2 separate regions of the Homo sapiens genome follow, and region 1 is linked to region 2. Evidence: chromatin loops called from intact Hi-C (ENCODE). Cell type or tissue: endothelial cell of umbilical vein. All regions are shown on one strand. Each heading gives the region's core, and the rest is flanking DNA. Links, peaks and the distances in the headings are about the cores only.

Region 1 (17,082 bases), core at 3,316-11,315, 730 kb after region 2:
GTGTGCTCTCGTGGCAAGACTGCTGGCAAGCAGCACCCTTTCTGCAGAAAGTAAAGGTTGCCTTGCTGAGAGATCCTTTGTCTCCATGCTGACTTTTCTTGGTGACACCGATTATCTGCTTCTAACATCCATGTTTCTGCAAAAGACATGATCTCATTCCTTTTTGTGGCTGCATAGTATTCCATGGTGAATAAGTAACACATTTTCTTTATCCAGTCTATCACTGATGGGCATTTGGGTTGATTCCATGTCTTTGCTATTGTGAATAGTACTGCAATGAACATATGTGTCCATGTATCTTTATAATAGAATGATTTATATTCCTTTGGGTATATACCCAATAATGGGATTGCTGGGTCAAATGGTATTTCTGGTTCTAGATCCTTGAGGAATTGCCACACTGTCTTTCACAATGGTTGAACTAATTTAAACTCCCACCAACAGTGTGAAAGCATTCCTATTACTTCACAGTCTCACCAGCATCTGTTTCTTGACTTTTTAATAATTTCCGTTCCACTGGCATGAGATGGTATCTCACTATAGTTTTGATTTGCATTTCTCTAATGATCAGTGATGTTGAGCTCTTTTCATATGTTTGTCAGAGCAACCACTTTAAACAGGGTTTTATTGGTATACAAAAGCACAGAGTCCTATCCCCCAAAGACCCTGGTCCTGAAGTGCTGTAGAATAGGCCCAACCAATTAAAGATAGAGCTATAGCTCTTAGGACACAGCTTTATTTTGTTGGTGTTGATGATCAAAGATAACATGGAGAAAAAATGTGATCACAACTCCTGTACCTCCAGAGGAGGTTTCAGTAGCTGGTAGGATATTTGTTAGATACACAAGAAGCAAGTGGCGTCTCCCCAAGAGAATAGAATGGAGATTCGACCAACTTTCTGCTGAAGTGGGCCAGTTGAGAGCCATTAGGAAGGATGGCTGGAGTTCTAAGTGAAACAAGGAGCTGCTACCCAAATGTTTACTTGAACCCTGTTAATGTCTGATGACAATGGAGTAATTTCACAACAGAGACACTGAAACAGCCAATATCACAGTCTGTGCAACAATATGAAATTCAGATGGTCTAGAGTATTGCTAAAACACAAAGGGAGAGGGGAGAAAGGTTATCCATGAATAATACATTTCCTTTTGTGGAAGCAGGAGGAGAAGAAACAAATGGATCATTAATGGGCTTAACACAATTAGGCTTCACAGTGGGGCGGGGGCCAGCAGAAGCTCTTGCCAGCAATGCCACCAGCAGAGGAGGCTGCTGTGAAGTAGAGGAGGAGGGCAAGAGTTGGTGGTAACATTATTTTGGAGTTGCTGCTTTTTCTTCCCAGTATCCAAAGCCTCTTCTTGAATTGAAGATTAGTTGTGTTATCTCTATTTTTGTGGGGTTTTTTTTTTTTTTTTGAGATGGAGTTTCACTCTTGTTGCCCAGGCTGGAGTGCAATGGTGCGATCTCGGCTCACCACAACCTCCGCATCCTGGGTTCAAGCGATTCTCCTGTCTCTGCCTCCCGAGTAGCTGGAATTACAGGCATGCACCACCACTCCCAGCTGATTTTGTATTTTTAATAGAAACAAGGTTTCTCCATGTTGGTTAGGCTGGTCTCAAACTCCTAACCTCAGGTAATTCACCTGCCTCAGCCTCCCAAAGTGCTGGGATTACAGGCGTGAACCACTGTGCCCAGCTTGTTATCTCTGTTTCTAGAGCAAAATAGCCCAGTGGTAAAAAGAGCATTTCCTTGAGAATATATGAAAAGGTATTATCACATTTGAAAAGCGTAATTAATATGATAATGTGGAGAAATTAAGGATAAAGCAACCTAAAAAAAACAGGAAGTAATTAAGTGAAGAATACAACATTATTGAACATTGCCAAGAAAACAGACATACAAAAGTTGCAAGTTGTAGCTTGCTTTATGCAATAATGCACTTTGCTGTAAAGTAGCATACCTTGATCTTTTCAAAATCAGACATTTGAAACTTACTAATAGATTTCACTATTTAGAGGCATTCTGTGTGTATATATGAAAAAAAGGTCCTTTATGGTATAAATAATCTATCTAATCATGATCCCGTTGCAGGAATTTCTCTTTCTGTTCCATGGAGTAGTTGCAGACTTTGCAGTCCAGCAGACCTAGGTTCAAGCCAAGCTCTGCTTCATATTGATTATGTGACTTTGGGGGAGTTACTTTACCTTGATGAGCCTCAATTTCCATAACAGTAAAATGGCAACAATATATACAGAATGTCATAGAATTCTAGGCCTATAGAAAATACTTAAGAGTGCCTAGATCATAGTAAAGGCTTAAAAAATGTTACTGACTCCTTCAGGAAGGGGTCAGGGTGTGCATTCTCCTAAGAGGAATCAGATTCCACAGACGTTCAACATGCCAAGGGCAGACTTGACTCTGGTTTAGACACAGAAACCAAGAACACTTAGCTCTAGGAATCCTTCTCCCAGGGAACAACACTTATCTTGGTGGCTCTTTTAGGTATTAAGGATAAATCAGAGAACACTTGGGTGACCAGGAATAAAGAAGCAGCTACTACATCAGTCTCCAGATAAAACCCTAACTCCAAGGAATTTTCCATGAGGCTATTATGACCTGGGCTCCAGCTGGCACTGAACTGTGACCCACCCTGACTCCATCTACCATCCCAACCTCCAGCGCCAGGCTACTGCCACAGGCCTTGCATCCTCACCTGGTCAGCTAAGCTTATTGTTCCCATCTAGAACAAGGAATGCTGCCTAGTCCATCAGATGTGAGGGTTTGATTTTCAAATATCATCTTTCTTAACATTGAACAACATGTGTTTGTACTATAGCAAAAGAAATATGAGTGTGTTCTGGAAAAGCAAACTGCTAGCCTCATCTGAGGCAGGCAATGGGGACAGACATAGTCAGTGTTGGCAATGAGTGGCACAGGGGTTTGGCATAGGTCAGAGAAGGTTGGACACAGCGTGGAACAAGAAGTTGCCTTGTAGTCAAGCCAAGTTAGAATGGCCTGACACCAGAGCAGACAGAGGCCAGGGATCAGGCACTGGTTCATCAAGGAGGGAGAGCTCCAGGCAGAGACAGTCCTGTTTGTGTTCTAGATTTTTATTAGTGAAATTGACCTAGAAGCTTGTAACTTCTAGACTTCTAACTTCAGAGCTTTATAATTCCAGCATTACCTCAGACTCCTCTTGGAGGAGAATCTCTAGATTCTAGAGAAACCATAGTCTTTGTATGCCAGCTGTAGAACTCATGAAATTGGAAAGCATCCTTATGCCCCTATGAATATCTGGTTCCATTTAGTAGGAAGAACAATTGTCTAGCCTGACTGATGCCCCCAGAGAAACACTGTATCTTCATGAAATCATAACCTCATTATCCTTAGAAAATTTAAGAGAATTCAAATTTTCCCCTTCTATTCTTTTCCCCTTTCTCCTCTTCTAAGGCAGGAAGTTAGCATCAGGCTAAAATCCTAAAATATTTAGAGAATAGGCTATTAGAAGGGTGCTGCAAACTGGATTATTGATGCAAACACATGGTCAGGATAAATACGGGGAATGTTTGAAAAAGATACAGGTCTTGAACATACAAGACCTCTGTAACTCAGCCCTCAACACGTATCTGTGGCCATGACACACATGCCTCAATGGCATGTTCAGATTTTAGGATCTGGCCTTGACAAATAAGCACAATGTCAGTGGTGTGGATGCAGGGGAGAAATTCTACTGTCCACTCTCTTGATCCTTGAGGATAAAACGTAGTGTTCTCATGAGTTTCACTAAGGACAGCTCTATTGTAGTAAAGTAAATCATGTCACTTTCAGGCCTTGGAATTCACTTAGAGACAAAAATATATATTTACAATCATCTAGGAACTGTATCCCATTTCTACTCAGTGCTTCAGTACTCTTCATAAGCATCCACAGAAGTCCCTATCTCCTGCACAAAACCAATGAACAACAATTACACTAAACATTCTAAGCCTCCTCTCACTCTCCACTTTTATCTAGAAAACTAACAAGAATTTAAGTCCTATGTTGACCCAACAATGAGTTATACGATGGGGCAGAACACACTCGTATCTCCTTTTCTTGAAATCCTTGTGGAAAATGCATATAATGTCACAGATGGCTTAACAACCTCATAAACAAGACCTGAGAATTTCTAAAACTCTTTAGTTCCTTGTAAGAAAGCCCACATTCCTGTGAAATACAAATAGCTACACAGACATGCCCTGAACCAAAACTTTATTTCCATTTCAAGGAAACTGACACAAAATATCACTCTGAAATGTAGACCTAAGAAAAATTGCAACCCAGATGTTCCATTTTCCTCTCAGCTGTGAATGCCTGAAGCAGGTCTTGCTAATCCTGAGTGCAGGTGAGAGCCGAATTATAATAATGGAAAACACCTGTTGACTCAAACCTCCTCTACTCTAATTTTGACACACTGGCCCCAGGTGGGCCTTTATCACAAAGCACTGGCTCTTCTTCTTTGCTAATAGAAGAGCATCATGAACAGATATGGTCAGAGTAATCTCCAAGAAAGGATTACAATTAAAGCCTCTGGACTATTCCAAGGGTGTCTGTAATAGTTAATATTGAGTGTCAACTTGATTGGATTGAAGGATGCAAAGTATTGTTCCTCATTGTGTCTGTGAGGGTATTGCAAAGGAGATTAACATTGGAGTCAGTGGACTAGAAGGAGACCCACCTTCATTCTGGGAGGGCATCATCTAATCAGCTGCCAGAGCAGCCAGAATAAAGCAGACCAGAGAACATGGAAGGACCAGATTTGCTGTGTCTTCCGGCCTTCATCTTTCTCCCATGCTGGATGCTTCCTGCCCTCAGTCATCAGACTCCAAGTTCTTCAGCTTTTGGACTCTTGGACTTGGACCAGTGTTTGCCAGGGGCTCTTGGACCTTTGGCCACAGACTGAAGGCTGCACTGTCAGCTTCCCTACTTTTAAGGTTTTGGGATTTGGATTGATCAACCACTGGCTTCCTTGCTCCTCAACTTGCAGATGGCCTATTGTGTGACTTCACCTTGTGATCGTGTGAGTCAATTCTCCTTAATAAACTCCCTCTCATATATACATCTATCTTATTAGTTCTGTCCCTCTAGAGAACCCTCACTAATACAATGTCTCTCTGATATTCCACCATCTCTGTTCCCTGATAAATTCTCCTTTCCACTTCTTGCAAAGCTTATCTCTGGCTTATTGATGCAAGCCGATGGTCAGGATAAATACGGGGAATGTTTGAAAAAGACACAGATCTTGAACATACAAGACCTCTGTAACTCAGCCCTCAACACGTATCTGTTTTTCTCTTATTTTATCTAGGAATTAAAGTGAAACTTGTGGGGAAGAGGAAGCTACGGCTCATATTTCAAGGACTTGCAGCTGGAAGAAGACATCCACTGTTTTCCACCCTTTTCCCCAGCAGAAACCATCTCTATCCACCTCCCAGACCCTATTTATTGTATTTATTATCTGTGATGCACTTCACACACTATATGTAGTAGAGTTCCCTAAGATTCCCTTTAATTCATTGTTTCAATAACACATTTATTGAGCACTTATTATGACAAATCAATATATTAAAATGTTTCTCTTCACATGTGGTTTTGTGGAACACACACAAAATATGAAAGACCTGTTATCTGAATATTCTCATCTCTGGGCCATAAGAACTCAAACAGCCAAAAGAGCAATCAACGATTCCTTGTTCACTACTCACTTGCAAAATCTGTTTTAGAAATGAAACAGGATAATCTATCCAGCTGATAATCTAAAGTGAGTTATGTACCTTTTAGCAAAGTCTGGCCCAATGTCCCCCTTCTTATATTTCTTGGCTTTGGTTGGTTTTGTTTGTTTCTTGTGGGTTTTTTTTTTTTTTTTTTTTTTTGCCATTTTCTTTTCTCCTTTAAAATAACAGACATGGTAATTCATTTGTGATGCACTGAGAATCTTAATCTGGCACCAGCATTACTGGTAAGTTGCTTCCTTTCAGCATGAGATAGGACAGCTTACACTTGCTACAATGTATAAGACAGCCATTTTCATGCTTATACACAATAACAAGCTAAAGCTCACATTTTTTAACGTAACATCTGTGTTGCTTTCTCAGAAAAACAAGTAAAAACATGATGGTTTATTTTGGATGTGGAGGAGAAAGAATTCCAACAAACCACCATAGCAAAACACCCCAGTTAGCTTAAATGTTTTGGAGGATTTGGGGTGGGGAGAGGGGAGTACAGAAGAGAAATAATTACCTGTTTATTATCTCAGAGTCAAATTATAACAATTCACTAACTGAATCCAAGAATCACTGAATTCTAATTGACCTAGGATGCTGGGCAATGAAAAAAGGCTGGGACTGCTAAATTCAATGTTATGAGAGTATATCGTAATTTGTCATATTGTCCTTTTTCTTCCTTAATTTTCTAATAAGAACCCCTCTAGTTGAGCAATTTCTTTAGGGCCACTTAATGTTCTCATATAGGGGGCTTGGCTGTTGCAGAGTTTCTTGGTCAATGGGAGACTGATTGTACAAGCCAGCCCCAGAAGTCTGGACCTCCCTTGCTCTGCACTCATTTACCATGTGGTGTTACACAAGCGAAAGAGCAGCCAAGTCTCTCATTTAGAGCTAACTTTCATAGCCAAACAAAAGACAAATCTCCTATTAATCAAGAGCTGCACAGTCTTTGAGTTGAAGATGGTAACAGCTGTGCCAATACAAAGGAAAATATTTTCTGCATTATCTGCTTAATGTAAAGGCTGTGTAACATCTGTGCACAGGGCCGATTGCTAGAGTGCACTGCATTTTTAGCAAGGCAGCCAGAACTTCCAACAGGAATATGCCATTCAACCGGCAAATGCAGCAGAGCTCTTACATCATCTCGAATTTTCCCAAGAAGCTGACATTTTCAAATATGTAAGAGGCGCACCTTCAGCCCTTTCTACTTGTCACTTTTGATGTTTTGATTCTGGCTGCAAAAATCACAATTGCTATGATCTCCCTTCACTTTGGCTTGCCTGTTCTCAGCATTACTAGCTTTAAGGCTGCCAGACAGAAAGCTGTTGACTTTCCCTCTGAGACAGACAATGGCTTAACATGTAATCACTGGCCCCTCTTCTTCCCAACTCGATGTTTATTGCTAGCCTGTTGGCACACCCCCCAGACTGACTGTACCGGTTCTTAGTCTGAAAAGCATTCATCAGTCTTCACATTTCCAAGAGAAATGCCCCCTCTTGTGGTGTTTGCTGAATACTGCAGTCCTCGCTTCCAGCAAGAGAGCTGTGACACCCCACTTCCCACATAGACATGTGAGGAGACTAGGAACTCCAGTCCACCCAGTATTGAAAATTTTTAGCTTTTTGCTGTGACAGCTGAATCCTCTCTAACTGCATCAGGCTTTCAGATATAGATTGAACCGTATGAAAGTGCCAACAGTCAACCATTTTTGACCAATAAAGCAGCAATTTCATATAGTTCAATGTAAGCTAGGGAGGGAACTTCTTAGCTGAGCCCTGTGAATGGCAGCCAAGAGTGGAAATCTTTTCTACTCTAGTAACTACATTGAGGCACAATAAGGTAGAAAGGCAGTTCAGTATATTATCTCTATAATAAATAAACGTTTTTCAAGCCCTATATGCTAGACACTTTGCCAAGTTATGAACATAACCTTGTTAAGTTTCTTGTTCAATTGGCAGTTGATCATAAGGGCAAACTTAGAAATTTGGACGTTCTAGATTTGTCATTTGTTTATTAGGGACCATTGGTAAAATAAATGGCAAAATTATTTCTACCCCAGCACAAGCAGCTAGTTCTCTGAACAGTTTACTGGTCTCAATGCAAATAAATGTAAAATGGGGTGCTGTAGTTCCATCTGTAGATGTAATTATTTTGTAAGTATCCTATTTGTTTTTAATATGAGACAATAAATAGTGTGATTATGTCAAGTAATCTTTTTCAGCAATGTCAATTCATCATGCTAGCAAATTCTAAAAATAAAATTTTAATTATGTAATATTTAATATCACTGATGTCAAATGGGAACATCTGTAACCTCATATCAGAGACTCTTTATAATAAATAAATAGTTCCTAGAAATCAATAAGAAAAATCAACAACTCAGTATTGCAAAGAATGTTATTAGATGATTCACACATTTTTTAAAAAATGGTTTTAAACACAGGAAAGATGGTTGACTTCACCCAAAATTAGAGCTATGAAAACTAAACTGACATCAAAATATTATATTTACCTTTCAGCCTGGCAAAATTTAAAACTTTGTTCACACCCTCTTGGCAAAGTTATGAAGAAACAGGCACTCATAACATTTCTACTCTAAGTATAAATTGACACACTTCCTAGAAAGTACAATTTAACAAATTAACCACATCACAAATACATATACTACCAATGCAGAGCATTTCCAAGATAAATTATTTGGAGAAAAAAATAAAGGTATGGAACCATATGCATAATATGGTACTTTTTAGTTACAGCGGAGAGAGGATAACATTTTTTTTTTTTTTTGACAGAGTCTCATTCTGTCGCCCAGGCTGGAGTGCAGTTGTGCAATCTCGGCTCACTGCAACATCCACCTCCTAGGTTCAAGCGATTCTTGTGCCTCAGCCTCCCTAAAAGCTAGGATTATACGCACGCACCACCACACTCAGCTAATTTTCGTATTTTTTAGTAGAGACGGGGTTTCACCAAGTTGGCCAGGCTGCTCTCGAACTCCTGACCTCAGGTGATCTGCCTGCCTCGGCCTCCCAAAGTGCTGGGATTACAGGCATGAGCCACCAAACCCAGCCTAATATATCTATTACTATCTATTATCTAATAGTAATATACCTATTATCTAAAAATAACATAATATGCTTTATAAACATAAAGAAACTTTAGAAAAATGCCCATGAAAGTAATAACATTGGTCCATGGAAATAGACTAGGCAGATTGTGGAAAGAAAACATATTACTGCATTCTTATGTGGGGCTGGAGAAGGGGGGAAATACATGGAAATAGCACATATACATTAAATGTAATAGAATCATTTATGTCAGTAGGTTAAAAAAAAATCCCTCTTCTATCTTCAACAGATTTAATGATTGTGTGTTGATGCGTAGGAAAAGTGTAAGTAAAACTGTTTAAGGGCTTCCTTAACATTATTCCTTCATGATGAAATCTTGTCTGGCCCCAAACAAGCTAAGGGTGTCCCTTCTCAGCTCACTAGCAGTAACAGAATTCAAGACCTAGTGGAGTACCTGACCCCAAGATAAGAGCTCTGCTTGGTGCCCAACTTTTCTTCAAGACCTCAGGCCACTTTTAGCTCAACAGCAGATGTCCGACAGCCAGCAAATGAGCCAGTGTTGCTTGTTTCCATGTGAAATAAATTTAACTAATACTTAATAATTTAAAAGACAAGCAGTTCTCAGTCCTTCTGAGCCCTTTTCTTTCTGCTACTGTCAATATTCACGCATTAATTCATAACTCTGAGCACCTACTATACATTGCTTGCTGCTCTAGAAGCACCAGGTGGACCGCTCAAGAGTGCCCCCAAAACACCGCAGCTTAAATGACATATTCCAGGGTCAAGACTTAGCGGTGGGACTATTTCACTCCTTGTTGTTGACCTCCAGGAAGTTGAAATTTAGTGATTCACAGCTTAAGGGGGAGAGCATAAATAAGCCCACGCACAAACCCAGAAAGAAATCGAGTTAAAGGAGAGGACAAGATTGTTGAGCTTGGCAAAGTGATAAGTGGTGCATGAGCCTTTTGCCCCTAAAAACAGTGGATTTATTTTTAAGTACACACATGCATATACATCACTGACTAGACGTGTGACTGGGGCAGTCATTTCACTCTCCAACATTCCACATCTGTTCCCTAAAAAGTGAAAGAGCTTGAGTTAGATCAATGCTTCCCAACCTTTTTCCGTGATCACACCCCTACAGAGCCTTTTTAGACTCTTTTCCCATGTCACCCTCCATCATAAAATATCAATGCCACAGTTAAACTGTACAACTGAATATGCACTGTATGTATGTCTGCACTTTATACATAAAGAGTATTTTTTTACCTCCCAAGAGAATGCATGAATTATATCCACAAGAAGGATCTCCAAGATTCCTTCTTACTTTAAAACCAGGAGGATGGTGCAGTGTTGTGGAGAATAACTGTATGTACTTTGGTAACAGATGGATTTAAGTTCAAATCCTAACTCCACCTCTTGCTTATCACATGACCTTGAATATGCTATTTAACTTCTCTGATACTAAGTATCTTCATGTGTAAAACTGGTGGAATGATACCTTTCACAGAGGGTTGTCATAAACATCAACTGAGGCAAAGTGGGTAAAGCCTGGCAACTGAACCTGGCACACTAAGCAATCAGTAATTGGTAACTTTTCACTTGGTTTATTTAAAATAAATCTGTACCTTACATCTGTATATCTAAAAAGTTAAGCACTGATCACAATATATGCAATAACTATAATCAATAAGTCAACAACCTATAATGTACTTTCATTTGTGCCTGTAATGTAGCCCCAAATGTCAGCTTCTATCATGACTTCAAAATTCTATTCAACTTTCAAGACCGAAATTAAATGTCACCTGCTTCAATGAATCTTTCCTCAGTTTCATTAAATGTAGATCTCCCCATCCTTTCAGCTCCCATGGTATACTCTGTTTACATCACTAGGGAGTCAAACATATTCCACTTTATAATTTATATTGATCTTAAGTGCCTTAAAGATAGGAAATCTGTTTTACTCCTCTTTGCTGCACACATGCACACACATACATACACACACACACAAACTCAACATAATAGATTTTCAGAAAATGTTTGCTAGACCAATGAATTAGTGCTGCAAAGTTGGATCCCAAAGATCAAATGTCACATTAGTACATTAACAACAAAAGGAAAAAGATAGTCTTAAATTAACATCTGTGTTAACATAATGACCTGTAAGAGAAATTAAAATATAGGTAGAAGTTTTTTAATTTTAAATCCTGAACATGAATCCCTAGTAAAAGCTCATCTTCCCATATTGTAGAGGTTGATGTAAAATCCTTCTGATAATAGTCAATTTATGAGACATATAAAATTTTTAAGAGGCTATTCCAGGGAAGGTAAGGATGCCCCTAATACATATCAAACTTGAGTTCTATGAAAAGTGTACAGCGTGTCTGTGTATCAGCCAGAAGAGTATTCTGGATCTCTGCTCTATCACTGTTACCGCTGGTCATGTTTTGTCATGCTCTTGTCTCAGCTGGGGAAATTCTGTGATAAGAGAAACACATACGTCAAATGTAACAGCAGAAAGCAAAGAGAAGCCGGAGGGAGTAACTATGTGAAGCATTTGTTTTTTAGACTCTATGATGTTTTAAGCATATACCTAATGCTTTTTACACATGCTGAATAACCAGGCTAATTAAAAAGCCCATACAGCTCTTGTTAAAATCTGTTCAAATTTTTTGGAGCACCTGTTATAACAGAATGCCCACAGACTTGATAGTTTAGAGCCAAGACACCTGCTACCTTATGTCTCACAGTATGTTCAGTTTTATACTGTTAGCAAAAAAATAAACACTTTTTGACATTTAGCAATCTTATACAAGAGATATGAAATTATCAGGAAGGAATGATAGTTTAACCCCTCCTGTGCTGCTCTGGGAAACCACACCCTTTCTTCTCTAGAAGGAAATGGATGTCTAATTTTGTCCCATGAAGTTACTATGGCTTCTCTAATCATCTGTAATTATGCAAGGTTTTCTAAAGAGTACAAGTATCTTCTTGGAAGCTTAAAGCAGGGGATTTTCTAGTCTAAAGAAGTTCTCAGTGAGCTAACTTAGATACATGCATTTAAGTGATGGCCAATTTACAAATTAGCTTTTCAGTGAGCCCTTTAACAAAGCACATCACTGTTTTGACTTTGTCAACTGTTTATGAAACCCCCAGACAGGTTTGATGTGATTAATCCTGGTGATGTTTTTAACAGAACTTTACTCGAAAATGCATTCACTTTTGAAGAACTATTATTATAATGTTCTATAGTTAGGAGTTTTCAGAGTCCAGATATATAAGTAGGAACATTTGAATATCTCTTTTAGATTCAATTATATGGTTAATAAACAAGTCTTTTAAGAATGACAATAAAATGGTTTTCAAGATATGTACTTTCTAAACAGCTGCCATTTTACCCGTAGTATTTCAGTCCCTTGAGGTCTGAAATGATGACTCATTTGACTGTGTTAGCCCAAAGTTGTACAATTAAGGGAACAAATATTTCACAAATACTTCACCTTGGTTAAAAAAAAAGTCTTTAATTTTATTGTCACAGTATAAAATTTAATTTATGCTAATGACATTTCTATAACAAAATCTGCCTTTGATCTAGCCATTCCAAATCTAGGATTATGTCTACTGTAAAGTCACATATATATAGAAATAAATGTAAGAATATAATTTTCAGGATTGTCTACATAGAAAAAGATTTGAAACAACATAAATATCTATTGATAGGGACCTGGGTAAATAAATTATAATAGATTAAAATAATAGAATATATGTTGTTGTTAGGTGAATAAAGCAGCTTTGTATATAGTGACATGAAACAATCTCCAAGACATACTGTTAAATGAAAAACATAAAGTATAAGAGCAAACAAATAACCAAACCAAACACACACACACACTTGAAAATTATAGCGGCCAGGCACAGTGGCTCATGTATGTAATCCCAGCACTTTGGGAGGTCGAGGTGGGTGGATCACTTGAGGTCAGGAGTTCAAGACCATCTTGGCCAACATGGCGAAACCCCGTCTCTACTAAAAATACAAAAATTAGCCAGGCATGGTTGGGTGCACCTGTAGTCCCAGCTACTCCAGGGGCTGAGGCAGGAGAACTTCTTGAACCCGGGAGGCGGAAGTTGCAGTGAACAAAGATTGCGCCACTGCACTCTAGCCTAGGTGACAGAGTGAGACTCTGTCTCAAAAACAACAACAACAGCAAAAAAAAAAAAAAAAAAAACAAAAAAACAAAAAACAAAAAAACAGAAAAGAAAAGAAAATTATAGCAACATTGACTATCTTTGGAAGGAAACACAATAAATTGATAACAGTGGTTATATCTGAAGGGGAAATTTGAGGATTAGGGGACAGGGATAGGAAAAAATACCTGTTTTTCACTGAAAAACTATTTTGTAACTTTAGCCATTTGTATTATGTATACATATTACCTACCCAAAATATTTTAAGATGTGAATTATAATAATGCATTAAATTTGGGAGGAAAGAAAAAAATGCGATGTATTATGGGCGTAATATAACATAATATTCTAAAAGTACTTCAAAATTTCCAGACTGTTACTTGGTTAACTCTAAATCAGTATTTAACAATATAAATCACAATTTAATGTCTAATTATCATGATGAAAACAGCTTTTAAATGTTGAATGTGTATATCTGTATTCAAATACAAGCTGTTTTGACTTTTAACCAACATACCAGAACTGGGAGTGATTTTATTGCATAATTAGAAAACAAACTGCAATATATTTTAAGATGTTTTTAAAGATAATGGGAAGCATTTTTAAATGTTCAAGAGAAATGATGTTTTAATTCCTGTACATTTATAAGAATGGAAATTCTATTTGTGTTGGGCACCAGAGAATGTATAGTTCAGTATGTACCTTGTCATTTTGTGCTGCAAGCATCCCAAACCTGATATTCCTGGGGCCTATTTCCTAAAATGGACAAGAATCGATTATGTGACTGCTCCAGGGCTTGCAACTGAGGAACAATATATGGTGCATAGCCCTATAAATCCTCACCCTGGTGGTCAGGACCTATTCTGGGAAATAATTTGAAGCAGATAACTTACTTTCAGACATCCCTTCTCCCCTTCTTCAGAGGAGATTCTAGTCTTTCAAAAATAACTTTTCCATCCTCAAGAACTCTGCATCAGCCAGCTCCCCAAAACCATCAGATGAACAGACTAAATTATGCTATACTTAATGTTTATATGCATTTTAAAAGAGAACAAAATTATGCCTAGAATTCACATAAGGAGTAAATTCTGACAAAGAAATAACAGGCTTCAGTAGGAAATATTGTGGAGAGTGGATGAGGGAGATTGACACTGAGGCAGACTGAGACCAACAATCACACCACATCAGCCTGCTGGCCTTCTTGGGCAATGCTGGATTCACTTTAGAAACCCACATTACTGCTTTGTGCAAGCAGTAATGGCATGCCAGTCATTAGTAATGCTTACCATATACTTCTAGTTCTCCCCTTTCTGGACCATGATAGGGTTCTATTTCCTGGCTCCTTTGTCAGGTGGGGCCACATGACTATCTCAGCCAGTGTTTGGGGAAATGGGTGGTGTACGACACTTCTGAGCCAGAGCATTTACTTACTCTAGGCCAGGGTGAGAGCCTGCAGAGCTATCTTTCCTCTGCCATGAAGACCAGCAAGAGTCCATAGCAGGTGCTCTGTTGAGAGCATCCTGGAGGAGGAAATAAACCTATGTGAGCAAGAAATAAATCTTTGTTTTTTTTAAGTTATTAACACTTGGGGGTTATTTGTTGCCACAATATAAACCAGCCTCTCCTTACTGATACATATGGGAGATACAGTATACATGCACAAGTGACTAAGAACAGCCTTCAGGGTTACAAAGGTAGTAATGACTGCTAAGTTATCACAACTGTAAGTTTGACCTTAATTTTATAAAAACATTTTCCACTTGCTCATTAAGGCCTTTTCCCAAGTACAAATTTTGAGTACCTGCCTGGAAGGTGGTAAATTACACAATTTGGAGACTGAGGAAATGAGACGCAATGTCTCTCTTTCTTTCTCTTTCTCCCTCCCTCCCTCTTACAGTTTGATGAGGAATTATCAATAAGAAAAAAAACCCTGAAAAGTGGATATCTAAACAACTTAGCACAAGATATTTTATTAAACTGCTATATAGAAAACAGTCTATTCATGAGAAAAGTTTATATAATTCCAAGACACTTTAAATTCCTCAGTTTGTCACATTGACGCTACAGAGGAGGTCACATAGTAAATTGTTATAGTCGGAGAAAATCTCAGAAAAACCGAACTTGATTCTTAGAATATCACCATCCCATATTTCAATAGCACTTTCGAATTTGAAGAGTACTTTCTTGAATATCACCTTTCCCAGGCTCATTGTTTATCTGGCATGTGGCTCCTCTTCATGTGTATATACCCATACAACAACACTCTACATTTTCTGGGACAAGTTCTCTTACCTCCATACTACTGGAATGAAAACTGAAGTTCAGTAAGTCCAAGTGATTAACTAACCCAAGACCTTATGATCAATAAGTGAAAAGGTCAAGATTCACAATCAGATTTTCTTACTAAGTTCAGGGAATTCACTCACTGTTCCACGGAAATAGAAACCATTGAAGGAAAAGACCCAGAAGAGTATCAGCCTATGGTCAGGGAAAGCTTCTGGGAAAAAGTGATACCTGTGTACAAGCCTGTCACTGCCCTGCCAGGTGTATGTCTTTGTACTAGTCAGTGATTATCTTTGTATCTTCAGTGTGGTGCTCAACGCATGTTGAATGAATGAGCAAATGTATTGAATGAGTAAAGATGTCATTTTAATGTTTTTATTTAAGTTCGGGGATACATGTGCAGAACGTGCAGATTTGTTACATAGGTACATGTGTGTCATGGTGGTTTGCTGCACCTATCAATCCATCATCTAGGCTTTAAGCCCCACATGCATTAGGTATTTGTCCTAAATGTTCTCCCTCCCCTTACCCCCCAGTCCCCAACAGACCTCAGTTGTTGTTCCTTTCCCTGTGTCCATGTGTTTTCATTGTTCAACTCCCACTTATGAGTGAGAACATACAGTGTTTGGTTTTCTGTTCCTGTGTTAGTTTGCTGAGGATTACAGCTTCCAGCTTCATACATGTCCCTGCAAAAGACATGATCTCATTCCTTTTTACGGCTGCATAGTATTCCATGGTGTATATGTACCACATTTTCTTTATCCAGTCTATCATTGATGGGCATTTGGGTTGGTTCCAAGTCTTTGCTATTGAAAATAGTGCTGCAGTAAACATACGTGTGCAAGTGTCTTTATAGTAGTATGATTTATATTTCTTTGGGTATATACCCAGTAATGGGATTGCTGGGTCAAATGGTATTTCTGGTTCTAGATCCTTGAGGAATCGCCACACTCTCTTCAACAATGGTTGAACTAATTTACATTCCCACCAACAGTGTAAAAGCATTCCTATTTCTCCACAGCCTCGCCAGCATCTATTGTTTCTTGACATTTTAGTAATCACCATTCTGACTGGCAGGAGATGGTATCTCATTGTGGTTTTGATTTGCATTTCTCTAATGATCAGTGATGTTGAGCTTTTTTTCACGTTTCTTGGCTACATAAATGTCTTCGTTTGAGAAGTGTCTGTTCATATCCTTTGCCCACTTTTTGATGGGGTTGTTTGTTTTTTCCTTGTAAACTTGTTTAAATTACTTGTAGATTCTGGATATTAGCCCTTTGTCAGATGGGTAGATTGCAAAAATTTTCTCCCATTCTGTCGGTTGCCTTTTCACTCTGATGATAGTTTCTTTTGCTGTGCAGAAGCTCTTTAGTTTAATTAGATCCTATTTGTCAATTTTGGCTTTTGTTGCAATTGCTCTTGACATTTTCATCATGAAGTCCTTGCCCATGCCTATGTCCTGAATGGTATTGCCTAAGTTTTCTTCTAGGGTTTTTATGGTTTTGGTTTTACATTTAAGTCTTTAATCCATCTTGAGTTAATTTTTGTATAAGGTATAGGGAAGGGGTCCAGTTTCAGCTTTCCACATATAGCTAGCCAGTTTTCCCAGCACCATTTATTAAGTAGGGAGTCCTTTCCCCAGTGCTTGTTTTTGTCAGGTTTGTCAAAGGTTTGCACAAAATCAATGTGCAAAAATCACAAGCATTCCTGTATACCAACAATAGACAAGCAGGGAGTGAAATCATGAATGAACTCCCATTCACAATTGCTAGAAAGAGAATAAAATACCT
Region 2 (17,082 bases), core at 4,513-12,512:
ATAACTAAAAATATGAGACCCTGTATGATGTATGCTAAATAAAGGAGGCATAAACATAGAGGGAAGGTCAAGTTGAGTAAGAAAAACTGGAGAAAACAAAAATCTAGGTGGGCTCTGTAGGACAATAAAGAATCTAATGCAAACCTATGTAGTGAGTTATGGAAACTTAAGTCTCCAAAAGTCTTGGAGGACTCTGCATTCTAAGAAAAGGACAGAGAGAACAGAATGAGACTGGAGGATTTGGAACTGTAGAATGAAATCACAAGAGCAATTATTTTAGTAAGATTAACGAAAATTTTTGTCCAGGATTAGCAGAGAGAGATGCCACATTTTATTTATTTTCTTGCTTTTTGTACTTTGGCAATAACACTTAAGTTCAAGAAATTACAATGAGGGATGACGAGACGGAGGGGGTGAATGGAAAGGCTCTACAGGGCAGGAGAGATTAAAGACAAAGGATTTCTTTGAAGAAGTCTTAAATGCTTAACTTGACATCTGAGAAAAATAATCCATGGTATCTGTGCAATGGAAAGCCAGTGGCTTGTCTCTGTGAATTTAGAAGATGGGGAAAAAGAATCACAAAGTTCACTTTTCTGAACTGTCCTGGAAAGGAAAACAATTTCAGCTCCAGCCACAGATGCAAAGCCTGCAGATTTGAGGTGATTTAGCAGAAGTTCAGACAATCCTCATGTGGTCTAACTCTCAGCTAGCCTAGCTGCCTTACAGCATGTGAGCTGATGAAGACTGAATTACAGAAGCATTGGGACAGTTATCACATTTTTTCAAGAGAAGATACAGACATCTACATACCTGATTTTTCATAACTTTGAAATTTTCAGATCAACACATCCTTTGAGAGTACAAATGAAACTGGTCATCTCTACCCAGATTTTGAGACTAATAACCTTTTCTCACTAAATTGAGAATCATTCCTGTTAATGTCTTACCAACATGCCTGGGTGAATCCATTATAAATAGTATATGAAGGTAACAATTGATGCTGTTTACTGTATGTATAACTTGGACTAAAAAATTCATATAAAACACTAAAACTATCTCATTAAAAATCGCTAAGATGCATTTTTTTGCCATAGACTATGAAAAATGTATAACCTCTCTTCTAAATAAAAGAGCATATTATAAAGCATTTGATTTATTACACAGACTTGCTATTATAGTTTAGTATCAAGTCTATTATGATCTGCAATCAAGGTAACGTAGCTTTACATTATTTTATGGTCTTTTAAGAGCACATTGCACACAAAAGGTCATTTACATTATCTTATGACAATATTTTTACCAGAAGTCACTGTACTACAGCACTTAAGGATGTAGTCACAGATGGCCAGACCCAAATTAGTGCTCCCGAGTACTAACATGTCAGAGGAAAATAATATGTGCCGAAAATGAAACCCAGAATTTTGCAAGTAAAATGTATATTATCTATCATAAAAATGAATCCCTAAATGTCTCAAACACTGATGAATGTCCAACTTTTAAAGCAAAGGCAATTTGATCATAGAAAGTGGCCTTCTATTTCTGAATTGAATTTATGAACTGACAATAATTATTTCTTAAATTTTCTTCCTCTCCCACCAAAACCTGTAATGTATTTTCTTTGCTTTGACAGTGTCACCCTTGTGTTTATATACTACTTAACTTTACTGAAACATAAGGAAGACAATGTTATAATGGAAAGAAGAGAGAGTTGCCACCAGAGAGACCATATCAAGTGCTGATATGGCCAATGGGCAGCCCTGTGACTCTGGTGTAGTTAGTTGCCTGGCCTCAGGATCCTCATCTGTAAAGTTGTATGATAATGTCTCCCTCACAGCACTGTTATAAATGACCACTATGGTGCCTGACATATAATGAATATTCAATGACTAATAAGTGTTATTCTTTTCTCCCATACCCTTCAATTAAGGGCACTTCTAATTACTTGAGACTTGAGAGCATTTACCTAGACTACCTTCTTACCCTAATATCAATGTGATCCAATGTGGCAAAATATTGAGAAAAGAGAGACACAACTTTTTTGTAACTTTTCAGCACAGTTTTTTTTTTTTTCATATTGTAACCTCTCAACATACATTGGTTTGAGTGAATAAAATATAAACATGTAATATGATTTTCCCCCAAAAAGTGTTTGGTGTGGGGAATTGGCAGCAGTGAGGAGAAGGGAAATACATTTTGCCTTAGAAAATGAATATGACCTTATAGTTTATGCCAATTTAGCTCAAAAAATCACAGGAGGGAAGCAAGGCAATTTAGGAACTTAAAATGGAATTAAAAATTAGCACCCTCCCCCCGCCCCCAACACCACGGAAACAAAACTATAAGGGGCTGGGGTGGGGCGGAACGTGTGCAAAAAACCCAGAAAAGCTTTCGTTTCTAAACTGTTTTTCAAGTGTCTCTAAATTTGTCACTCCTTTTAAAGTAAATCACACAACTGGAAATCTTACACACACATACACAACCAGATAACTGTGTCAGAATCTGTAGAAAGTGAATGCATTAAACTCCATCACTGAAAACCATAAATGACTGCTTCATTCAAAACAAGAACAGCATGACAGACAGTAAAAGTAAACATCCTCTCTGAAGCAAAACAGAGTTATCTGAAGCTATTAAAACAGTGTGCAAAATTACCTAGAAATTTCTCTTGATTCTGATACAAGCTAAAAAGGCAAGAGTCAAATTGGACATTTCTTCGACTGAACACTAACGCTGGCTTTGATCCAAAACACTCCACCAGCATATTGATTTTCAAACGTAGTCCATCCTTTTCTCAAGTAATAAATCCTGACTGCCCTGTGACCTTGAAAAGCCAGTCTGAAGAACAGACTGACAAGGAAAATGATATCTATTTTACTCACTTCAGCTCTAAAAAATTTGGGGATAGGATATAAACATATCCCTAGTAAAAGACACACTTGGACTGTATAAGCAAGGGAATGCTACCACAGCCTGCCAGCAGAGTTGACGTTTCTAAACTTAGACGTTTGGCTCAAAGGTCACTTGTGACAATGGTTACAGCTGTAAGAGCGGATCTGATGGAAAAGGATACATAGCCCCCCGTATTGATTTCTTACTGGTTTGTCTGCAAACTACCCTGTCCTTAGATACTGCAGATAAAGATGAGCAATCATTGCGGAGGTAGGATAGTACGGCTCCAAAAATTCAGAATCTTGAAACTCAAGAAAATCAGAGAGGAATTATCTTTATATGAAAACACGTAACTATAAAGAGCACCAAATGCTGTAAAATTACTTTAGTATCAGTTTCTCACAATTACCATATCCCAAATGAAGGTAAACATGCCTCACCCTCAATAGAGCTTGAATCCACTGTTTTCCAGATAATGATGTTCTTCTGCTTGTAGTTGGCAAGTGTAGGGTCTGGGTATGGAGATCAGGGCTAAAAGTGCTTCTTATCTATATGATTGTCAGTAAGCATTTACCAATCTTGTTTTGAGAAACCTTGCATAATAGGAGAGCTGTTGATAGGATGGCAAAATGCTATTCAGATTCCTTAAAAAACAAAAAAACTAGATTCTAGAAACTAAAGGCAGATAAGACCAATGTTGATCTGAGGCAAAATTCTAGATTGGATTAGTAAATAGAAGGTCAGAGACACTTATGAAAAGAACAAGTACTAGCAAAGTCCTTAAGAGCAAGTCATGACACCTTAATTTTAGACTTGTAACCTCCAGAACTGTAAGAACATTAAACTTTTGCTATTTCTACTTTGGGGAGTGGTGAGAAAATCAGGGCTGCTTAGGAATGTTACATAATGTATTCTGATTTGAGTTAAATAAAAAAATCATTATTTGCTCATACATCAGATGAAGAAACCTGGGAAGATGAAATGTGGCTTGAGTGAGTGGGTAACTGGATGAACGAGTGATTGAGTTGTCAACTGTTGGTTAGCGGTCATGGTGAACACGAAGGGAGGCATCTGGGGATATGCCATATAGCTCTGTTCTTGGCCAGCACTTGTAAAAGACATTTTAAACAATGACATAAATCAGGTCATTGGTGGCACACTTATCAAATATATAAATGTCCCAAAGCTCAGGGGGATGGTGAATGTAAGATGACAGAATTAACACTTCCAATTATTTCAACAGGCTAGAATGAATACTTAGCCAAAGTCAATAAAATAACATTCACTAGGGAAAAATAGGTCTTATACATAAGTTCCAAAGGGGCAAAATCAACTGTACAAATTTAGAAAAAGCCTTGGCTTGTTCACATGAAAATATGTTTTTTTTTTTTGTTTGTTTGCTTTTGATTAAGCACAAGTTCAAGTTCCCAGAATAACTAAAATATAGGTTGCACTGAAAAAAAAAAAATGAGCCGATCATAGAAAGACACTATGCTCTTGGGCCTTTCTGCTCACCATTCTCCAACACTCACTGTTATGGGTTGAACTGTGTTCCCCCAAAAGATATGTGGAAGTCCTATGCCCCAAGACCTCTGAAGGTGATCTTATTTAGAAACAGGGTCTTTGAAGATGTAGTCAAGTTAAGATGAGTCTCTCAGGGTAGGCCCTAATCCAGTGTGACTATTGTCCTCATAAGAGGGAGATGTGAACAGAGACACATGGGGAGAAGGCTGCGTGAAAACGGAGGCAGAGATTGGAGGGAGAGATTCCTGCAAGCCAGGAACTTACTAAGGATTGCTGACAAACTACCAAAGCTGGAAGAGGTAACGAAGCATGTTCCCCCACAGGTTTCAAAGGGAGCATGGCCCTGCTGACACCTTAATTTTGGATTTCTAGCCTCCACAACCGTAAGACAGTAACTATTAGTTGTTTTAAGCTACCCAGGTTGTGGTACTGTGTTACAGCAGTCTTAACAAATGAATAAAACTCCAGCCAGCTTGCCTGTATATCGCTATACAGGTCCCTGTCCTGCCCTGCTCCACCTTAATTTCCTGCCCTTTAAGATTTTCCTTCACCAGGGAAATTTAGCATCTTTCTGCAAGACTCAGTTTAATGGCATTCTCTAGCATTTTCCGACCTTCCCTGGCTGAGCTGAGTGCTGTCTCTGCACTCTGCCCATGGCATCCTGTCCACGCAGCATCTTGGTGCAGCAATCAGCACACTGCTACATTATCTGCATGGCTGTCATCCCCATTAGGTGTGTGCCCTTGGACTGTGTGTTTTCCTCCTCGTATATGAGGCCTCAGCATAGTGCCTGAAAATAATAAACATTTGACATTCAGAAGAAAGGAGTGGAGGAATAAATAAATAAGACAGCCTGTTTTCATGAAGTGTTTTCTACATTGAATGCAATTATTCTAAACATCTCCTTTAACCTGGTCTTCTGAGCTCTTTCAGAAGAGAGTAAGCACCATAAACAAAGAGCTAGAAATCACATCCTACAAGGAAGGAACAGTTGAAGTTCTTACCGATGCTTACCTAGAAAAGGAAAGACTATAAAGCAGGCCTTTCCAAGAACTGGAGTCGAGTGTTTGCAGTCACTAGAAGTTTTCTAGCAGAACTAGCCTGGGTCAGGGAGGGTGCTGCAGAGCAGGGTTTCACAAAAACTAACCTGGGGAAAGATGATCACCACTGTGTCAGCAGAAAAATAGGTGCCATGGATTTGTCAAAAAATTAAGTTCGATTATGTACTTCTAATTTTTTTGATAGTGAAATGGTCTTTCTTTTTAAGAAAGAGTGATAAAAGATGGTGGTTGTTGGAGTTTGTGTTCTTTTTGACTCTATGCTGGATCCCTAACCCTAATTATTTTTGTTTAGTTTACTGGTCCTTAAAATCTAAAAATCTAGGAAACTACTAAAATATGGTGGGTTGGGGATAGAGGCTTTGATATCCCTGCTTTGAAAGAGGACTGGACTTCTTGTTGATACAAGATGAATGTCAGTAAATATAATGATTACATGTACAGAATTACTGAGTAAAAGAATAGCGGCAAAGATACCTTTTAAAAACCACACCTCACAGCATTCAATTTATTTTAATTTCAAGTTATAAACTGGGACAAAAACGTCCCAATACAATTTTGTAAAATCTTGTATGAATTGACCATGCCACAAACAAAAATCCACATAAGAGAAAAAAAAAATCAAACAACAGGGGGAGGCATCTGATTAGCTTTTCTCCTCATTCTCTCTGGGATTCAGCTGAAGTGAGCATGTTATCAGCAATGATGCCTCCTCACACTTCCTGTGACTATCCTGCTGAATTAGCAGAACACAACCCCTCCACTGCCCTGACTTCCTGCTTCCTCTCCCGCTTTGTTCAGGGCTTACTTAACTTTGTATGCTTAAATGGTCAGGGTAAAAATGGGTCCTGAACATCCATGCAGGATTTTACAGGTCTGTCAAAAGACCCCTCAGAGCCAAAAAGGAGTGAATCCTCCAAGGGGAGCTGAGATCCTAGTGATACTAGAAAATCACTGAAGACATGGGGTCAAAGCATGGAACCAGAAAGCTTCTTTACATGACATGGTTTTATATATATATATAAAGTATGTTTTTTATACATATATTTTATATATATAATGTTTTATATATATAAAACATACTTTATATGTGTATAAATGCATACACGAGTGTTTATACAGACATACACATACACTCATATGTGCATATGTCTATACACACACATACATAAAATAAGTATAAACTATTTTATACTTTAAAGAGTAAATGTACCAGCTCTGGCATTAAAATGGGATTCAAGACGTAAGGCAACCCAGGTGGAGGTGAGTTCACTCTTTGCAGACCTCACCCCAGAGGCTGCTGGGTGATGATGGAGGTGGGGGCAGAAAGGGTAGGTGGGCTTTCTTTGAGATCGAGTTGAGGGAAAGGCAGGGATATGAAATGATTATCTCTCCTGTGTTATTTGAGAAATATGTATTATAAATCATCTATATTGTGATCCTAATAATAATAATTCCCATTCTCTTGTTAGGAACACAGTATGTGTTGTAGAATGGAGGTACAATAAATGATACAGTCCTGAAGAAAACTTATGTGCCCTTTCCCACTACTTAACTGCTCAGAGCTCAACTTATCAAAATATTTGTTTTGTTTTACCTGGGTCAGCCCCCACCAGGCCAGCCTGGGACCCTTCCACAGGCCAGTCCCTGTTCCAAACCACATCCAGAAGAAGGTGATAATGACCTCCTTAACACCCAAGCCTACACTGGGCTCAGTAATTGCTCCAGGCCCCTGCTTGTTTCCTCTCACAAACACCTTAACTCAGAAGGAAGGCAGGGAATGGCTTGAAGCTGAAGCTCATTTCCTAGACCTAACTCCAAGCTCTTCCCAAACCACACAATTCACTGATGGAGCCAATAAGACAGGAACGGGGAAAGTGAAGTACAGGATGGGTGGTGGAGAGTAATAAGCACTTCTAGGTCCATTAAATGAAAAATCAAATTTCCTTCTAGTGGCTGAGCATAAAACAGAAGAAACAATCATAGAAGAATCAGAGAGATGTTGTGATGGAAACTCAGGAGATAACAAACCCGTTTTTCTAAAACCAACAAGTACCTCAGAGAGATGAAGCCCCATAACATTTCAGCATGAACTCTAGTGAACTTAAAAAAAAAAGAGATAAAAAGTGCATTCATTTTAAATGCATGAAAACATGAGTGGTACAGCACTTATTCTAGTACCACAGACATGAGATGCCCATATTTATAAATCCTTTTTTTGACAATGATTATTTTGAAAACTCAGTTCTATCAACATTTTCATTCTTTCTAATGAGGAAATCCTCCATCAATGTTCACAGAGCATTTATCTATAGTACTTAAAGATTTCCATTTAGCTGACACAACATTATGTAAGGAGATTTTGCAGAAAAGGAGAATAAGATGTAGTAATGCATTTTAGGTGCTCAACAAAATATTTTTGAGTAACCATATGAGCTAACAGAAGGAGAATTTGTTATTTCTAATGAGTTTAGCAATGAATATGTGGGCAGTCAGAGTAAAAACCAGGAGAGAGCTATGACAAGTACTTGACTTCTATGACAAAGTTTTAAAAGTACTGTCACATTTGACACATTATCTCATCCAAGCCTGCGGCAACCTGGCAAAGGCGGTACCATTAATCCTGTTCTACAAGGAAGGAAACTAAGGCAGAGGGGACAAATGACTCATCTTTCCCCACTGCACTGCAGTTGAAAGAAACCAGAAAATAAAATCAGGTTATTTGGTAGGTCCTCAGTAACGAGTCTGAGTCAGGTTCCACTGAAGCTCTTTGAGTAGCCACTTCCAGTGACTATGTGTGTTAAGGAAACTGTTGGCTAAGAAGGGAAGAGATCATTACCAGAGCCAAGAATGGACCCGAGCCAGGAGGAATGTATGGAGCCAAGGAAATAATGCAACACAGCCCCCTTCTTTAGGGAGATGAAACAGAAAAAGTTCAACCTAAAATTCAACCCTTTAGTCACCATTCCAGGCTAAGTTTAAATCACAAGTTTTAAATGTATACTAATATGAGTAGAGACTTGAAGTGATTCTGGGGGAAAACACAACCCAAAACGGTAGTTTTTGAGACAAACACTTAAAGCTATAATGGATACCTAAGATTTTATCCTGAAATGTGAAAAAAAAAAAGGGATATTTATCTCAGAAACAAAAAGGTCAAAACCCTTCAGCTCATCACATAATAAAAGCAAAGTAATGAGGATTAAAATCTGTTCCAATCAACCCTGCAGAAGAAAGAGGATGATATGTTTAGAATCTAAAGAATATGATTTGTACACACAAGCTCAACAGAGAGAGAGAAATGATTCCTGGAGAAATGGCATGTGGTGGACCTATCCACCACTTGAAAAGGGGATGAGAGAATGCATAAAACATCATTTAGGGGGAAATTTTTTAAATGTATTTTATTATCAAACTAATGAACCAAGTGAAAAAATGCAAAGGTATAATGATTTGCAGGAACATCAAGCTCCTACTCAGAATATGGAGTAGCTGGGAGAAGGAGGGTGGCAAAGCAATGTCTGGCAGCATCCGATTCACCAATGGGCTGAGATGCTCTTACTGTTACACCATGCAGCAAACCCAGACATGACAGTTACAGGACAGCAAACTCCTAGAGAACTGTTCAAATTGTTGTGTGTAAAAAATGTTAATGTGCTGGAGACAACAGTGACAATCAATTTCATAAGACCAACTCGTTCCTGCTCTCGCTAAATGAAAAGAAGGAAAGCTAAAGTATGTTTGGGTTTTCTTTTCATTTGTTCTCAAGTTCAGGAAGCACAGAACAGATTTTCGTAGAATCTTGGCTAATTGGACTTACAATCCTGATGTAACTGTATCCCATATAGTCATGCCAATTAAAAACTTCCCAGTCGAGAAGGACTCTTTTCCCCAGGATCTTCATTATATACTTCCAAAACTACATGTAATGTTAACTGTTCTTAGCTTCCCTTTGTGTCTAGGGCACATTTACGGATTGGTTCCCACAGGATTCATCCTGCCAGGTATTCTGTGCATTTTTAATTATTTGTTTCTTATGGTCTTCACAGCTGACAAAGAGGACCATTCATTAAAAGTATAATTTGGAATGGTCACTGAGTCTGATACTCTTCTGCATAGACTGCAAATTAATTCAAACCTTTAGCCAAAGTGGGTTAGGATAAGCTGTCCTTCATCATTTTCTCCTGTTATTTTACACTGAGCAGCTCATGTTAGGGTGTGAAATTTAGGTGTGTTCCCTTTTCTAATAGAGATAACACACACTATCAAATTGGCAAAGATAACAACAACAACAAAAACAAAAAGTGAAAAATCCCAGGTCAGAGGGAAAATGACAAACTAGGCATACACATCTGGTAAGAGCAAATTGGTTATACCCAGAGTGCAGTTTGGCAATCTGCAGCAAAAGCTAAGTCATTTCTCCTAAGAAAATTATTAAGAATGTATACAAACACTCTGTGGCAAAGATTACATAGAAAAGTTAACAATCTAAATACTAAGTGAACTGCAGAATAGCCACAGAGTGGAAAAAGCATGTCATCAGTGATACTGTATGGCCTTGTTTTTTAGCGGGGAGACAACCCATGCCTCTAAGAAAGAGGGAACAGGATATTGTATCCTGGGAGACACAGACCATGAAGAAACCAAATACACATTCCCCACCTTCTTTTCTCTTGAAATACCTAGATCAGTGCTGTCCAATAGAAACAGAATGCAAATCACAAATGCAGCTGACATTTGTAATTTAAAATTTTCTAGCAACCACATTAAAAAAACAGATGAAATTATTTTCAATAATATTTTCAATACAGTATCTCCAAAATATTATCATTTCAACATGTAATGAATATAAAAATATTGAGATGTTTGACTTTTTTTTCCTAAGTATTTGAAATCCAGTGTGTATTTTATACTGCCAGCGTATCTCTATTTGGACTCGCCACATTTCAAGCACTCAATAGCCACATGCGGCTGGTGGCCACTGTGCTGTGTACGCAGATATAGATGTTTATGGGCTGTTGCCTCTTTCACAGTTTAACATTTCCCTTGCCATGGGAAATAGTAGCTTGGCACCATTTAAACCATGGCTAACACAGTTGCAGACTCTGCTTTAGATTGTTTATGGTAGTTGCTTTAAAGTGGGCTCACATTAGGGCAATAATCCAACTTTTGTACTTCTGAAGTTATTTTTCTAACCCTGGGTCTCAGGGAGATAATCACTCACTTTTGGGGTTAATCTCTGAGAATGTCTGAATAGCAAGGCATACTTGAAAAGTCCCAGAAGCATTTTCTTTTCGTTTTTCTTTTTCTTTTCTTTTTTTTTTTTTTTTGAGCCAGAGTCTCGCTCTATCGCCCAGGCTGGAGTGCAATGGCATGATCTCAGCTCAATGCAACCTCCACCTCCTGGGTTCAAGCGATCCTCCTGCCTCAGCCTCCTGAATAGCTGGGATTATAGGTTCATGTCACTGCAGCTGGCTAATTTTTTGTATTTTTAATAAGGCGGGGTTTCACCATGTTGGCCAGGCTGGTCTCGAATTCCTGACCTCAAGTGATCCGCCCCACTCAGCCTCCCAAAGTGCTGGGATTACAGATGTAAGCCATCGTGCCTGGCCCCCAACAACTTTTTCCTTTCAATGTACTTGGTAAGACTAATAAATGGTATAAATTAAGTCTTGTGGCACAGCAGAACATCCTACAATTCTTCCTTCATTCCCAACTCTTAGGGCTTTGAATGAGCTTTAATCATATACTTTGAGTGAAATGAATTATAATATATGACTTGAGAACACACCTCAGAATGGTACATTTGTTTGATGAGCTTCATTTTAAGAAAAAAACTGGGGGGGAGGGGAACCACATATTTATTCACTGCCTAAAAAACAAGAAATTGACTAAATCTGAAGCCAATTGACCCTGCAGATCCGCAGCCTCTACTTGTCTGAGATACCAAAATTTAACCACATGATGTTAGGGGAGCAATCAGGGAAGCCACTAGCTCTTAGGGCACCTTTCTTGCAAATTAGAAAAATGTACCCTGTATGGGAAGGGTCAATCTCTGAAGTACAGGACTTGGTGACTCAGTGTGAGATGGATATCAGCTCCATTCACCCCCGACCAGGCATTCTTGTGCTTGTGCAGGTGACAATGCCCACAATCGTACATGGAATCCTGGGAACAATGTCCCAGTTAGCATACAACAGCAGACACAGGTAGAAAGCTTTGGTGACAGCAGTGAGCTCAGTATGTAGGTTACAGATTTCCTCTGGACATCCCAGTACCAAAAATACCATCCTTATTAAATACTGCAAAATTGGTAACTGTCCTCCTTATGGAAAGGTGAGGCAGAAAATAAAGAATACCAGATTTTCAAAAAGTAAAACTACTGTTATGCATCCAAATTGGAAATTAAAAATTTAAAGCCTAGGGCAGTTCTTAATATGAATAAATATGTGATGAACTTAATGAAAATATTTTCCACAAATCTTTATAAAATATGTAATACATGATTCTGGGAGTGTCCACCACCCAATGATATAACTGAGAAAGTTGGAGTTTGTTGATTGCACACTTTTTCACTCCTCCTTTACTGTAGTGACGAGAGACTATAGAGTACTCAATTTTATGTATACTAGAAAAAAGTTACAGTACATTCTATTGTCTATCTAAATAAGGTCTAGATGAAAGTGCACAATAATGGCATGTCAAGCTCATCTCCCCAACCAAATCTGGTATTCCTTATACATTGGGAAAGCAGTCATCATATCCTGCTTGCTATCTATATATCTTTTTCTCACATATATTTTAATCTTGTTAAGGATAGAAACTGTTTTATTCATTTTTATGTGCTATGCTATCTACCACAACACCTTTGACATAATTGGTGCTAAATAAATGGTGGTTGAATTGATTTTTTAATTTAAAAGACTTAAAAGTTCAAAAAAGAAAAGGTAGTGGCCATAAGACAGAGAAGACAGGGTGTGCACAGAGGAGCCTCTGATAATCACCCACTCAATAGGCAGAAGAGGAGAGTTGAGGAAAGAGAATGAAGCAAACACTATTGGTTCCAGGCCCTATTTGTGCCAGGCACTGGCCAAGGAGCTTTACATATGTTACCTTACTTAATCCTCATCACAGGCATTATAATCCCTACTTTATGAACAGAGAACACTGAGGCCAGGAAGCAAAAGCAAGTTGTCCAGGATCATCCACCTATTACACAGGCAAGCAGGGTTTCATTAGGCCTGCCTGAGCCAAATCACATCTCTCTCCCCAGCGCCCTCAGCACTGGAGGCCAGGCATGGTGGGAGGAGCTGCTGAAGAAAAAGCCAAGAAGCCAGCTGCACAGACTCTGAAGAAAAATTCTATTGCATGTCATCTAACGAGAGAGTTACATTTTCCCTTTTTCCTTTACCTGTAACACAACTCCTTCCAGTCCACTGAAACAAATGTTTTCATTTTGAATAACATGACCATCTCAGCACAAATTCTAAATTGATGAACAAGTTATTTTAATAACATTCAAGATAAAATTCCAGGAAAAAAATATTTTGAGCTCTTATTCCTTTGAAGTTTATGGTAACAATGACTTGTTACTCGTTTTTCCTGTGTTTTGGATGTAGTTGGAAACAAACAGATGTCAAAGCCATGGTGATGCTCTAAATCATTTGTGGTGATCTAAAAGTTCTGGGAAAAGCATCTGTAAATTAATTTTTGCCACGGTGCCAGGAAGTAAAACACAAGAGTGTATTTATTACACACCATGATGTGTCTTTTAAAAAGGTTCTTATTGAAAGGTCCAAAACAGCAAAATGAATATAGTCTATATCTTCCCCATACTGACATACATCTTTACATACGTGTGTGTGAGAGATGCAATTAAAATATATATATATATACACACACATACACATACATACACGTATATATAAAAAACAGCCTTTGCAACCAAAGTAAACCGTTATAAGCTACTGTGAGTAAACACACAGCAACATGTTTTAAAGGTATTTATCTTTGCATTGATGTTTAGATCATTACTGCTCATCAAATGTTCACAATACTCAGAGTGCTATGTAACTCTATGTCCTCATCCTTTAGAAGCCTGTACTGTTCAGGTTCTGATGTCTCAGTCATTCTCACTCTTAGACACACACATAACATGTACAAATCTGTTGCTCTGTTGTGTAGACCTTAAAGGATCAGTTTAGATTAATTTCAGTATTAGCCAATCAACTGTTGAGAGGGCTTCTTCACCAATGGTATTACTTTTTGATTCTTACTTTCTTCTATATACTTTTTAATGTTATTTTTTTCTAATTTTTCATGACCTATGTTACTTTTGACAGAAAATATTAAAACATACTATTTCTTTGCTGTCATTTATTAATGGATCAACCTTATTTAAGGACTATAGGTTAAAATACCTAAAGTAGCCAGATGAGACAATTATTTGAAAACATCTCTAATTCTGCTCAATTCCAGTGACAGCTTTAAAAAGAGACATCTTTGAGTTTATCTTCTTATGGCAGATATGAGACTCTGGAAGACTTTAGAAGGAAGAATTTCTCAAAACATTTTCCCAGGAGGTAGAGGCCCAACACTAGCTTTCGGTTCTCCAAGGTGTAATCTAGTAACAGCAGAAACACGCTAGCATACCTCAGGGTACATGGGGGAAAGGGTGGAACAGAGACCCTAAGGAAACAACAATAGAAATTATAGGGGGCTTGGAGTGTGAGGAACCAACAACACTTGAAAAAGATCTGAGGCAGGTGCAAATTCAAGTAGGAAGAAATGTAGGTAAGAATTTTCTGATATACAACTTATAAAAGATGGGCAAACTGTTACCACCATCCAGAAAAAAAAACCTAGCAAAACAAAGAAAACTTCCTGAGTCTAAAGCTAAATAAATTAGCAGTATTTGTCCATCCATTAATGTTTGTAAAACTTCCAATTTACTTTTTTAGAAAACTGGGATACCCATAGGCATGTTAGTAAACATACAGATTTTTTAACACTTGCTATTGTAAAACTCATGTAAGTCTTAGAGGCATGATCAATACCTTTAAGCCAACTTAAATACCCAACTTTTATAGACAGTGTCATACACCAAATGATGGTTCTGAATCTGGTGACTAAGTACATTTTCACAGTTTACTCTCATTTTCCCCATTTCTCCCCTTTTATAAAATGTTCTTTTAAAAATATTATAAAATTGGTCTTGAAGAATCAGAAAAATTATTAGTTATTTTAGAGCTTAAAAAAATATATGTTTGAGTGGGTGGAGGGATAACGAAAATTTTTTAACAGAACTGGGATGTTGGCTCTGTAAGTATTAAATCCTTTTTACTTAATCATATAATGAAAATTTTTTCATGTCATTAAATATTCCTCCAAAGCAAGATCTGCAATAAATGTTTTAATGAACACACTATAAACTCATTATTTCTGAGTATTTATATTGTTTCCAATGTTTTGGTATTACAAATGACATTGTGATAAACACCCTTTTACTACCATCTTCAGTCCCATAATGACCTTCCCTCTACCAGCACCCATCTCACTGTTCCTGCAGGGTGAGTGACTGTGGCAGAGGAGAGCCCTGAGTCCCGGCACTTTCATCCTGACACTGAAGCTGATTACTTGGTACCACTGTCAATGACAGAAAGTCTCCCTCTTGGTAGCCCAAAAGGGGAAGGGGAATCTCATCTTCACTGTGAGGAGGGGAGAATTCAGAATTCAGGGCCCAGAAAGGAATCAGAACTGAAAAAACAAACCATAAACCACAAGAAAATAAATCTTAATTAGACAGTATCTCAAGGACATTGTCCCTGTTTTTAGGGACTCCTAGAAATGGGTGTTCATAAATAGGGAGGCAATAGGGCAGTTGTGCTGTGCTACCATCTGTTTTATGTTTTAAACTGAACTAGCAAGGTACATTAAAATGTTCAAATAATTTTATCTCACATCTCAATTTCCCTTCCATTTTGAATCTCACAATAAATATTTGTGTTGATAAATGAACCTGGGCAAGACCTAAGGTTGACCTTTCACCTCCAATCTAGTTATATGTTTTAAAACATTTATGACTAAAATTTCGTTTTGCAGTCTTAAAATGTGATCCTAAAACCTAGATGAACTTGCCTGTGAAATCAAATGACAGTAACTTGTTTTTCAAAGGGCTAATTGAGATGTCCTGAATTCTGAGCAGCTGCTTTATTACTGTCATTTACAGAAATTTACCTTAAATATCTGACCCTTCTCCTCATAGAAAATGGCTTCTATTAATACTTGGCATAATATCATTAAACTGGGAGACAAAAATCATCTTCTGAGAAGCATGTGTTTTGAGTATCCAATAATCTAAATCTATGTTCCCATAAAATTTTAAACATAAATAATCTAAGCAGCTATTCACTTGTGTTCCTTACAGTAACTGAAAGATGTAACACATGTAATGCAAAATAAGAAAAGCTTATTTTTAAAAGCCATTATATTTATTTGTTAATAGTGCCAGTGGACTATTTAGAGTATTTAAATGTTCAAACAGTCAAGTCTCCTCTTAAGACTAAGTTAGAGTCACAGCAGAAATAGAGCATATTCTAGAGGTCAGACAGACACTCACTCCACCCGGAAGCAAGCATCCATATCATCTGCTCATGTCAAAGTCCTTAAGAGGCACATATCAAGTTAGCATTTCAGAAAGGAAAATCAACAGACTTTATATATATATATATGTGTGAAAAATGTTAGATTGCCATTACCCCATTACCAGTGAAACTTAGGGATGTCCAAATGATATGTGAAAAAATAATTATTGGCTGGGTGAGGTGGCTCACGCCTGTAATCCCAGCACTTAGGGAGGCCGAGGTGGGCGGATCACGTGAGGTCAGGAGTTTTGAGACCAGACTGGCTAACATGGTGAAATCCCATCTCTACTAAAAATACAAAATACAAAAAAAAAAAAAAAAAAAATAGCCGGGTACGGTGGCAGGCGCTTGTAATCCTAGTTACTTGGGAGGCTGAGGCAGAAGAATCATTTGAACCCGGAAAGCGGAGGTTGCAGTGAGCTGAGATCATGCCATCGCATTCCAGCCTGGGCAACAAGAGTGAGACTGCCTCAAAAACAAACAAAAACAAAAAGAAAGAAAAGAAAAAACAATTATCTCCCATGAACTGGAATAAGGGACCTATGAAGCCACCATGGCATGGAGCTCATGGAAACTTACTGATAAGACAAACTGAGATCCCAGGCAACACTTCCATTACAGACCACATCCAGAAGAAGACCACTGCCAGCTGGGCAAAAAGGCTCACTTCAGTGAAATGCTACACCCAAGGAGGGGCAACTGCAGAGTTCTCAAAGATTCCTCTTTTCACTGAATCTCAGGCAAACAGAATCAGACTTCTAGTGAATATTTCTAAAAATAAAGGCAGAGTGTGCATTACTTGTATGTTCAAAGATGGCTGATTTGCATTTCAGAAATTCTCTTGGAATGTCATAAATTTTTAAAAAATTAAAAACAAGAAGTCTACATTAAAATGACAGACTGATTTTAGTTAGCAATACAGCAGCACTGAGCCACATTTTGCTGTCTTATTGTAGCCAAATTACAGC

What was found. Peaks named below come from ENCODE experiments on the same cell type or tissue, not always from the same donor. Only the 100,000 strongest peaks of a DNase experiment are listed, where the experiment ranks them.
Region 1: a loop joins it to region 2, with 4 times the contacts of the local background. A loop is called at or near these places in 9 of 110 quality-filtered maps.

The regions. Positions count from the first base shown.
Region 1 is chr2:161,056,622-161,073,703 of GRCh38, forward strand. No RefSeq gene overlaps it. Among named protein-coding and RNA genes, the nearest start is that of TANK-AS1, 95 kb to the right of the region's middle. RefSeq lists an enhancer at 3,526-3,695. In endothelial cell of umbilical vein, for the core only: a CTCF peak has its summit at 7,266; a DNase peak (open chromatin) is centred at 7,190.
Region 2 is chr2:160,326,351-160,343,432 of GRCh38, forward strand. The region is part of intron 2 of RBMS1 (RNA binding motif single stranded interacting protein 1); the gene reads right to left. Among named protein-coding and RNA genes, the nearest start is that of LINC02478, 63 kb to the left of the region's middle. In endothelial cell of umbilical vein, for the core only: no CTCF peak of the experiment used is centred there; DNase peaks (open chromatin) are centred at 6,221 and 8,201.